2 separate regions of the Homo sapiens genome follow, and region 2 is linked to region 1. Evidence: read pairs that join two places in POLR2A ChIA-PET (ENCODE). Cell type or tissue: PC-3. All regions are shown on one strand. Region 1 overlaps PTPRQ (protein tyrosine phosphatase receptor type Q). Region 2 overlaps OTOGL (otogelin like).

Evidence for each region. Peaks named below come from ENCODE experiments on the same cell type or tissue, not always from the same donor. Only the 100,000 strongest peaks of a DNase experiment are listed, where the experiment ranks them.
Region 2: POLR2A ChIA-PET joins it to region 1 with 6 read pairs; 1 of 35 experiments calls an interaction of 5 or more read pairs at or near these places.

The regions. Positions count from the first base shown.
Region 1 is chr12:80,646,812-80,651,811 of GRCh38, reverse strand. PTPRQ (protein tyrosine phosphatase receptor type Q) reads right to left here. Exons shown (of 45, transcript NM_001145026.2): 36 at 2,889-2,915; 37 at 2,143-2,224. The region is part of intron 1 of LOC105369867 (a long non-coding RNA gene); the gene reads left to right. Among named protein-coding and RNA genes, the nearest start is that of MYF6, 58 kb to the left of the region's middle. In PC-3, no CTCF peak of the experiment used is centred here; a DNase peak (open chromatin) is centred at 2,751; H3K27ac peaks cover 872 bases; H3K27me3 peaks cover 560 bases.
Region 2 is chr12:80,319,714-80,324,713 of GRCh38, reverse strand. It overlaps OTOGL (otogelin like), which reads right to left. Exons shown (of 59, transcript NM_001378609.3): 34 at 4,014-4,292; 35 at 874-991. Among named protein-coding and RNA genes, the nearest start is that of PTPRQ, 120 kb to the left of the region's middle. RefSeq lists an enhancer at 3,979-4,512. In PC-3, no CTCF peak of the experiment used is centred here; a DNase peak (open chromatin) is centred at 2,883.

The DNA of each region.
Region 1 (5,000 bases):
TAACCCAATAAGGAGTCCTAGAACAGCTTCCTTGTGTCAAAGTTTTGGAAATACATAAAGAAGGGAGAAAAAAGGTGAGTTTAAATAGACTGAAAGAGCACTTATATTTTATAATTATTTCACATAAAAGTTTCCATTTCTAGACTTAAGCAGCTCTGGCTTTGGTAAGCAATGCTCAAACACTAGGTTGATTGTTTAGATGGTAATGTTACACTGGGCAGTGTTATCCTTATCAGGGTGCACAAGGCCACAATTCTCCCTATTTAGCTCTTTCTCCTATTGCTTTCTCTCTTTTCAGTGGGACCACAGATGAGTTAGACCGTTTTTGCATTCCTATCCTTTTCCTGTCTCTGGAACACCTTTTTTCCTTTACCTTCTCATTAGACTTCTGCTCATCCTAAAGTTCATCCTGAAAGACACCTTTTTTATAAACTCTTTTCTGGTTGATATACAAACAGATTTGATCCTCAATCTTCATGCATATCTCCATCAAGATACAGTAAATTTGCAATTTTTACACATCTGCAGTTCTTACCATAATATGAGCTTCTTTATGGTAGAATTTATCATCGTAATAGCTAATACTTGTGCCAGCTACTGTTCTTAGTATTGCTTATATTCAATCATTTTATATTCATAATTTAATAAAGTAGATATTATAATTTTACAAATGAAGATATTGAGGCAAAGAGAGTTTAAGAAATTTGCCCAAAGTCACTTAGCTGGTAAGTGCTGATTGTATGTGCCAAATACAATGCCTATCACATAGTAGGAACTTATAAATATTTAAGATATGAGTGAATATGTCCTGAGTTAAAAGGTTTATCAAATATATGCACCAAAAATGTATTTATTAAAACATAATTTAATAATTTGCTTTAGAAATTCTTAACAAAGCATTAGACAAAATGAAATTTTTAAAAAGTTCTTCAAACTATGGTCTTCAAAAAACTTAAACTAGAAACTTTCTCATATATGTGAAAATGTTATTGCTAATAAAACTTTTTATCTACTTGGTCATGCATAATGTAATTACATTCACTCTTATTCTAGGGAAATTACACTTTTGCTCCTGAAAAATTGAGAATTCTTGCTGTCTAAATGCTAGGAAGAATTTTATGGCACTATTGATTTTGTTAAGTCCAGACCAATATTTCTTAAGAAGCATAACCAAAAGGCTGCAGGAAATACCATTAATCTTCTCTCATTTTTGTTATTATTCCCTAAGAGACTGAAATATTATAATTCTGAATTATTTAACCCAATTGTTTTATTCTTTGTTTCAGGAGTTCACACACTGGAAATTTCATGGAAAAAAATAAAATAGAAATAATGTTTTTGGTGACATGTAGAAATCTGTCTTTCTTAATAACAAAATAATCATCTAAGTTAGAAAAGATGCTTATAACTCTTAAAGTAGCTTGAAGATTTGATATCTACCTTATGTTTTTAAATAATTTCAATTTTATAGATATACAAAATGTTAAAAAAAAAACTATTCCCAACTTTTAAGTAGATTTAAAGTGACAAATTCTTAATTTTATACATTTTCATTATATGATACAGCATTTATTCCATAGTAACTTTAAAAAGGCCCCCTGTAAAACGTGGACATTACTTATCTTTTTTTTTATTTTTAGACAGTTCTAGAAATAATTTTCTTATAGTTTCTGGAAGCTTCAAGTTTTGATCTCACATTCATCTATATCACTAATGTAAACCAAGTAGGTAAACGTAAAATGAAATAATTTAGTGTCCAAATGTAAAATAATTACTTAAATATAAAACTACACTTATAGTATGACCTAAACCTTGAATACAAAACAAACTAATGAATATGGCATTCTACATTTGCACCTACATCTGGATGAAAGAGCAGAGAATAGACAAGGTCATGCTGCCAATACAGGGGAGGTCTGAAGAAGACCACCTTTTCCTGACACAGTAGGTGAATAATTCTGATCAGGTTGCACCAGAGGCGGCCCAGTGTAACATTACTATCAAAACAATCAACCTGGTAATTGGGTATTGATTATCAAGGCCAGAGTCCTTCATGGCCTTGCTTGCTTAAAATGGACATGAAATGTGACACATGAAACGACTGGAGGTCTTGCAATGTTGTGACAACTGCTAGTAACATACCGAAAATTCTTCTTGAAACTTTAGGTTGTTGTTTGTGCAAAGCTCTTCAACATGTTGCAGGAAGGATTTCTTGCTTATTGGCCTCCAAGTAAAGAAAGGTATAAAATAGGGTCATGTTAGATTGTATTTGTTCGCGTTAGCATTGGCACTGGCTTCACTTTTAACAAGTTAAAGAACAATGGACATCCCCAAAATCACAAACAACACAGCTTTTTAAAGTCACTCTGTTATACTTATAAAATTAACTTTTCTTCTTTAAGCTCACTTTCTTTGTATTCATGGCACAAAATTCCTTCAATTTTTTAGTGACATTAAATAAAGGATTTAGCATTTTAATGAAGAAAATTTTTCAAGTAAATGTAAGGGCATGAAGTTATCATTGACTCCTAAAGCACATAATACCTCTTTGTCAGACAGAAAACATTTTATACATTACAAGGTTTTAGAAGATATAAAATATTGCAGTGACCTCATTCTCATAATGACATGGTTTTCAAACCCCAAGGAGTTTAAATATCCCCGTATTACTTCCCAAGCTAAAATACAGACATGCAGGCTTCACCCCAGAGAGAGAGAAAGCATTTCTCCAGTTACCATGCAATTAGTCATGCTTTTATGATTTATATCCAGCTTGGAGGTTTTTCCAACAAACATACAAAAAGTGAATCACACATTAAGGTTCTACTGAGTCAGTGCATCTAACTTTGATATTCAAAAAGAAGAAAGAAAATATTTAACAAACTTACTTGATGGATTTTCTATAACTAAGTAACCTGCAATAGAGATTGTGTTAAATGCATTGTGAGTCAGAGTGGACAGCTAATTCTGAAAGAAGTGTAGATTAAAGTCAGAAAATTATAATAAATCAATAATGTAAAATGTGCTATGCCTTTAACTAATATATGATCATTATTTTAAATTTTATTTATTTTTTTGAAATTACATTATTTGGACTCAAACATGGCAAATAATTTACATTCTTTCTCGAGCTGAAAAGATGTTGTTGTTATTATAAATGTCATTATAAATGCTTAAAAATGTTAGGCATTTAGGATACTACATTAAAAATAGATCACTTTTTAATATATTGCATGGTATTTAGTGGTCTAAAAGAGCTAATGTGGATTTTAAAAATATTTCCTCTATATATAGAAAGTGTTGAACCAGACAGAATGAATCCATGAAACATGACATCACATTGGTTAAGTATTGTTTCATGAGTGAGTTTGGATAAATACACAGCAACAACAAATTATAACTATTTCCATTATTTTAGACCTATCTTTTGTGACAGATCATTGGCCAAATTACTTATACTCTGTAAACAAAAATAATTTTAACAGCTAAATAGGCTACACAACATACACAAACTTAGAGAGGGGCGTATCATTAATAACACTTACGTCATGCACAACAAATTAGCACTGCAAAAAACACAAAAGGCACAAAATATAATGAAATGAACTAAGGAACATATGACTTTTTCAAAGTTTTAAATCTAGAATAATATTAGGGATTTTACTATATTCTTTAATTGAAGAATATTTGTAAGAAGATATGTTTTTTGAAGCAAAGAATGAATAAAAGAAAAAAAATGGTTTGAAAAACAGAGCATAATAAATATGAAAATGGTCAAAAAGAGGTGTATTCAATGAAGAAAACAGGATTTAAAAGGAAGTATATTTCATTACAATACAGGAATTGTTGAAAAATATGGGGATGCTGGACCAGGTATTACAAAGTAGAATGTTAGAATTCTCAGTTAATGATGGGTGCCCCCCAAGCAGAAAGAGATGTTGTATCTTCCAGCTTCTCAGGGTAAACATAAAGTGATAGACTATTCCATTGCCAAACAGGGCATCTAAGTGACAAAGTAGCAGTGACTAACAAAGAGTCTTGGTGGATAAGCTTAAGAGTGCCCCACAATACCCTAGAGTGATTTAAAGAAAGCAAGAAAGAATTCCTTATTCTAGATGGATATGGAGATGGCTGAAAGGGCTACCAAATGAGAAGAATCTTTGATTTGGGGAAGGGAAAATAGAATGTCTGAATATTGGAGGCCCTGGAAATATCTCTGACATAGTAACAGTTGCAGTGGGGACTGAAGCCACAATCAATCTTTGTTAAAAATAATTACCCCTCAGCGAAGACCAGCAAGAAAGAAAGATAAACTACAGGCTACATCCACACATACTACCTAGCTCCCTTAAGATAACTTGTTGCCCAGTGCCCCTATGATACCTTGTTCTTCAGAAATAGGAAAGAATAGAAGGTTGTGTTGGGTAAATTCTGATCAACTGAACTTAAGATATAAATGACTGAGATGCTTTGATTACCAAGGTCTATTTCCCTGCTACCACATGGACATAGAAACTCTTGAACTTTGTGGAAATAACTTTTATAATAACAGCAAATATTATTCCATTGTGATTGGCAAAATTTAAGCACAATATATATGATTTAGTGACAGGCTAGTAGTCCACCTATATAAGGACAGTGAGACTGCCACCCATCGCAGAGAGATTCCTTTTTCCTAGAGGATCATTTGAGCCGGTACTGCAAAAGTATTTTTACTGAGATAACTAGAATCTAAAGTAGATGTTGGTTTCTGGGAAAATGTCAATAAACCATTTGAAGCATCAGTATACATTTGTGAAATCCCTAAGAGACATTAAATGTGAATAATCATATTAAAGAAAAGTGAGCAAGAAATAGCTAAAGCAAAATATTATTCATATTATTGCTCTTCTTTAATCATCTCTATTCTTCATTTCAGAAGTTATGATTAATTGAATAAATATACATTTTTTTGTTTTAAGTTCATGTCTTTTCAGTGAAAAACTCTACCAAAAGTTGCT
Region 2 (5,000 bases), 330 kb after region 1:
CTCATAACCTCTCGGGCCACCAACCTGGTCAAATCCCCTTCATTTCTTGTCTGTATCACCGATCAAGTCTGCCCTGTCCTCCTCTCCTCCAACAGCCCATTCTCAATACAACAGGCAAAGTACACCTTTTAAAACATAAATCAGATCATGCCACTCAGCTGCCTAAAATGCAGCCAGGTCTCCTATCTTACAGTAAAAGACAAAGTCCTTACAACAGGCTACAAAGCCTTATATGATTTGCCCACTAATATGATTCTCTGGTCTCATCTCCCACTTCTCTCCATTTTGCTCACTTTGTTCTAACTTATGACCTCCTTGCTGATCCTCGAACACACCAAACACATTCCCACTCCAAGACCTTTGCACTGTTCTCAAATTAAAGATTCTTCCCCAGATATCCACCTGGCCAGTGCCTTCACTACATTTAGATCTCTGACCAGATGTCACCTTGTCAGGGTGCTCTTCACTGACCACCAACATTAATTGGCAAACACACACACATGCCTTATGCTCTCTGTCTCCCTTACCTTCCTTTATTTTTCTCTGTAACACATATCCGCCATAACAATATGTTGCATTATATATTTACATTTTTGTTTGGTTATTTTCTGCTCAATCCAACAATATGTAAGCTTCATGAGGGCAAGTACTTGTCTATTTTGTTCAGTACTGTCTCCCCAGCAGCAAGAAGATTGCCTGCCACATAGTAGGCTCTCAATAACTACTTCTTGATTTAAGCGAAATTAATATCATGAAAGAATATATAGCATATACAACTTGAGAATGGCTGTTTTTAAAATCTTGAAAAAAATCAACTGAAAACAGAATTTGCTAAGGCTGGACTTTGATCACTTATTGGTAAACGTTACTTACGGTGGAAGAAATTTACATGCTAGTGCTTCAGGGTCACTACATGTTTTAAAACAGGGTGTAGCACAAGGTTCATATCTCCATTCACACATCTTCCTGTAAGGCACTGCTGCCTGGATTTCTGGGAAAAAATAAAGTTTAGATTGTGTGCATATTTAATACATAGCTTGAAAACTAACAATTCCCTTTTCTTTCTTGAGACAGTCTCGCTCTGTCACTCAGGCTCGAGCGCAGTGGCACTATTTCGATTCACCACAACCTCTGCCTCCTGGGTTCAAGTGACTGTCGTGCCTCAGCCTCCCAAGTAGGTGATACTACAAGCACATGCCACCACACCCAGTTAATTTTTATATTTTTAATAGAGACGGGGTTTTGCCTTGTTGACCAGAATGGTCTCGAATTCCTAACCTCAGGTGATCCACCCGCTTTAGTCTCCCAAAGTGCTGGGATTACAGGTGTGAGCCACTGCACCTGGCCAAAAACTAACAGTTTCTTATATGAACCCTCCTAGGGTTTGACCCTTCTTTGACTACAATGCTACAGGAAAGACAGAACTGAAGAAAAAACACTGTAATTGCTTGGTGACCAAAGCATTTCATGCTCAGATTAAATATCTACATGTACACCTATCTTCCAAAGATTTAAAAAAGCAAGTGGTTGGAGGAGGCTGAGGAAAATTCAAAATATTTTATATATGTGTGTGTGTGTGTGTGTGTGTGTGTGTGTGTGTGTGTGTGTGTGTGTGTAGTGGGTTTTCATCTGTCTTCACATCATAATACCAAACACTTGTTTAGAATTTTACTTTCTGCAAAGTAATTGTCCATCCATTATTCTATTTTATCCTGCAACAACCCTATTAAGTAGATATTATTTCTAATTTATAAATGAGGAAATTGAGACTCACAGCAGCCAAGAAACTTGCCAAGTTCAAACAATTAGAAAAATGGCAAGACCAAATACATTTCATGAACTCAAATCTAGGAAGAATATTCTGTTGCTGTTCTCAGAAAACTTAGCACGTTGCCTTGTACCAGATAAGTATTGTTTGAATACAACAAAATATATGGGCGGATTTGAAAAATACATGCATACAGTTCTAAAACCTCCCTTGATTGAAGTTTTTCTCCTGCAAGGTCTGCTAATACTCTCACCTTCCCACAGCATAGAGAAGTCCTTTTGTAGCAGTTCAAAGCTATCTCTGAACAAGAGAACCTCTTAAGAAAGAAAATTCAGGAAGCAGGTATGTTTCTTGGACTCTGGACACAGAATTCAATTCCAAATTACAGCAAGGAAAATAAGTCTTTTTGGAAAGCATCTATACATCTAAAGACTTAAGTAATTGCTGAACTTGAGTTACTCGTCTCACGCATCCTGAAAGAGGACTGGTTCCAAGACTACAATAGGCTCCTGGAGTTTCCTAGGTTTCAGAAGCCCACAAAGATCAGCTTCTGATATTCTGATGATGCCATGTGCTGCAGTTCTCTAAGCCTCAAATGGGGCTACTAGGTCTGGTTCTAAGGGCACAGATTTCTAGAGCAGAGGGGAAATAGAGGCCTGTAAAGGTCAACGGTAGGTAAACTGAAGTAAGCAAATCACATCCACTGTATGGAATGCTATATAGATATGTCAGTGGTTCCTTTTCTCAAGAGCACAGTGTAGGAGGACAGCTCTCCCCTTGGTTCTCCTTGCTTTCTCTCTCCCACTTGCAGATCTCAAAACAACTGCAAAATGTTCTGAGGGTTATCCTGAGGTAAGGAGGAATCTTCTGAAACAATCCAGGCTCTGTTGCCATTCCCAACAGGATGTCCTGCAAAGTGTGTGCTCGGTGATTCCAGTTGCACCTGAAGTATCAAATCCAGGGCAGAGTGCTTTCAGGGTCCCTCAGCTGCAGTGCAACCTGGAGCATGTGCAGACAAGATTCAGTTCACCCTGGGCTTTTCTGAGCCTAGAGGACTGGCTCACCATGAATCCTAGGCTTCTGTTGATTCTTGCTGCCTGTCTGTTAAGTAATAAAATTCCTTTGCCTGACTTGTTTTGTGAGTATGTCACCACACTAAAGAATGTATGTCACCACACCTAAGAATGCAAATGGTAGAGATATTAGAGCTTCTTTTTCTTTGTTCTGAGCTCGTTGCCAGAGTAAGAACCCTTGCAGAATTCTGGCATCTGGGTTTGCACAAAACCTCCTGCCAGACTTAGGAATCTTTGCATAGAAGAACTGTATTCAATAGGTAAAATTTTTTTTTATTTTTTATTTTTTTATTTTTTATTATACTTTCAGTTTTAGGGTACATGTGCACAACGTGCATATTTGTTACATATGTATACATGTGCGATGTTGGTGTGCTGCACCCATTAACTTGTCATTTAACATTAGGTATTTTGAAGCTCAATTTGTACTGTTTAAAATCTATTATTAGAAGGGCTTGCAGAAATATATTCTCAACAGAAAAGGCAAATTAGTTGCTGTCTTGAACTCCTTTAGGAGGGTTCACAAGGATGAAACGATTTCTTGAGGAGACTCAAGATAGATATCAAGCTTCTGGATTTTGAAAAGAAAGCATGACTTTTAAACACTGCATAAAGGAGTGAAGCTTGCTGCAGAAAATTCAATAGCTATAGACCTCAAAGGCTCTCTAGAAGTAAGATTAGGTTTCTGCTGAACTAGAGAAATCTTCTAGAGGTCAATGGAAACAGACACCTTGTATTCAAATGACAGAAGTAAATATATTGTCCTTATCACTAAGAATCAGATAAATTAGAGTTGCCTTCTAGGAAAGAAAAAGGAGATATAAACATTAGACAACTAAGCCACATGAGTGAGCCCTGATTCCAATGTCCAGACAGCACTGGTAGTAATAATTGGGGTAATAATAATAAAAAATCAGGTTATTTAGGATTGTTCTAAGTAATTTACATCAACTTATTCAATACTCACCATAACCCGATAAAGTACATATTATTATTTCTCCAATACGTATATTGGAGATATAGAGGGGTATAGAGGTTAAGACACTTACTTAAGGTCATAAAAGTCTATCTGCTTATATGCAGTAAGAATGGTTTTTAAATTAAAGACATAAATATTCTGCCTAATATAAATTACCTATTTGTTCTCTTTTTGGAGATCTCAGGAAACATACCTTCTATGCTGAAGCTACTTGAATGTTTAAATTCTTCAGAATCATCATATTTTGATGCTTTGACACTAGAATCTGTGAATATGATGAAAAAGCCTTTCTTGCTGTATAACTCAAATGCACTGTAACCAGGAATCCAGAGGCCCTGATGGTGGAAAAATGTTGCTCTCCGATGAAAGGCTGAATTCGCCTCCCACAGCTCCAAGCTAAGAGTATCATTGTCATGGACATAGAGAAAGTAGTTTGGCCTTTCAGCAGATTCCAAGGAAACAAGTGCTAATGCTGTAAAATATAGAGCAGTGTGGATTCTCAGGAGAAGGAAGATCATCAACATTGGCATCACAAAATGTACTTATAAAGTAAACAAAATAGTACTGCACAATTGCCAAACATAATTAGTGCCAATAACTAAGATTTCACAAATAAACTAGGAGATGCTTGAAAGAAGAAAAAAAAAAGTAGTACTTTAAATTCAGTGAATAACAGTGATATCACTAAAAAAAAAAATCAGTCTTTGGTAACTTCTATTTTTTTAATAATTTATTTTGTCCTTGGGGGAAAAAAGGAAATGTCAATGAGGACTCCAGAATGTACAATTTCATACAAGAAATTGAATGATTAATTGGACATATATTTGCGTTTGCAAGCTTTAACATTTACAAATGTACAAAACCTACTAATGGCTAAACTTGATGATAGAAAAGAGAATACAGAAATAGATCAATTTAGGGATGTAACTGCATTTCAGTATCACAGGGCTCTTTTAATGAGCAAATGTTCTTGAAAGAGATCTTACTGCACCAAGAAGAGACTATTTATCCAACATTATTGTCCATTTCCCAAAAGATGACCAAATGGCTAATGAGCTTTACAAAGCATTGAAAAATTATCACCCTTTTTCAGCTAGAGCTTTTAACATTTACCTTATATTTGTAAAACTCATGAAATAAAAGTTTTTAAATTGAGATTATTTTAGGTTGATTTTCTTCA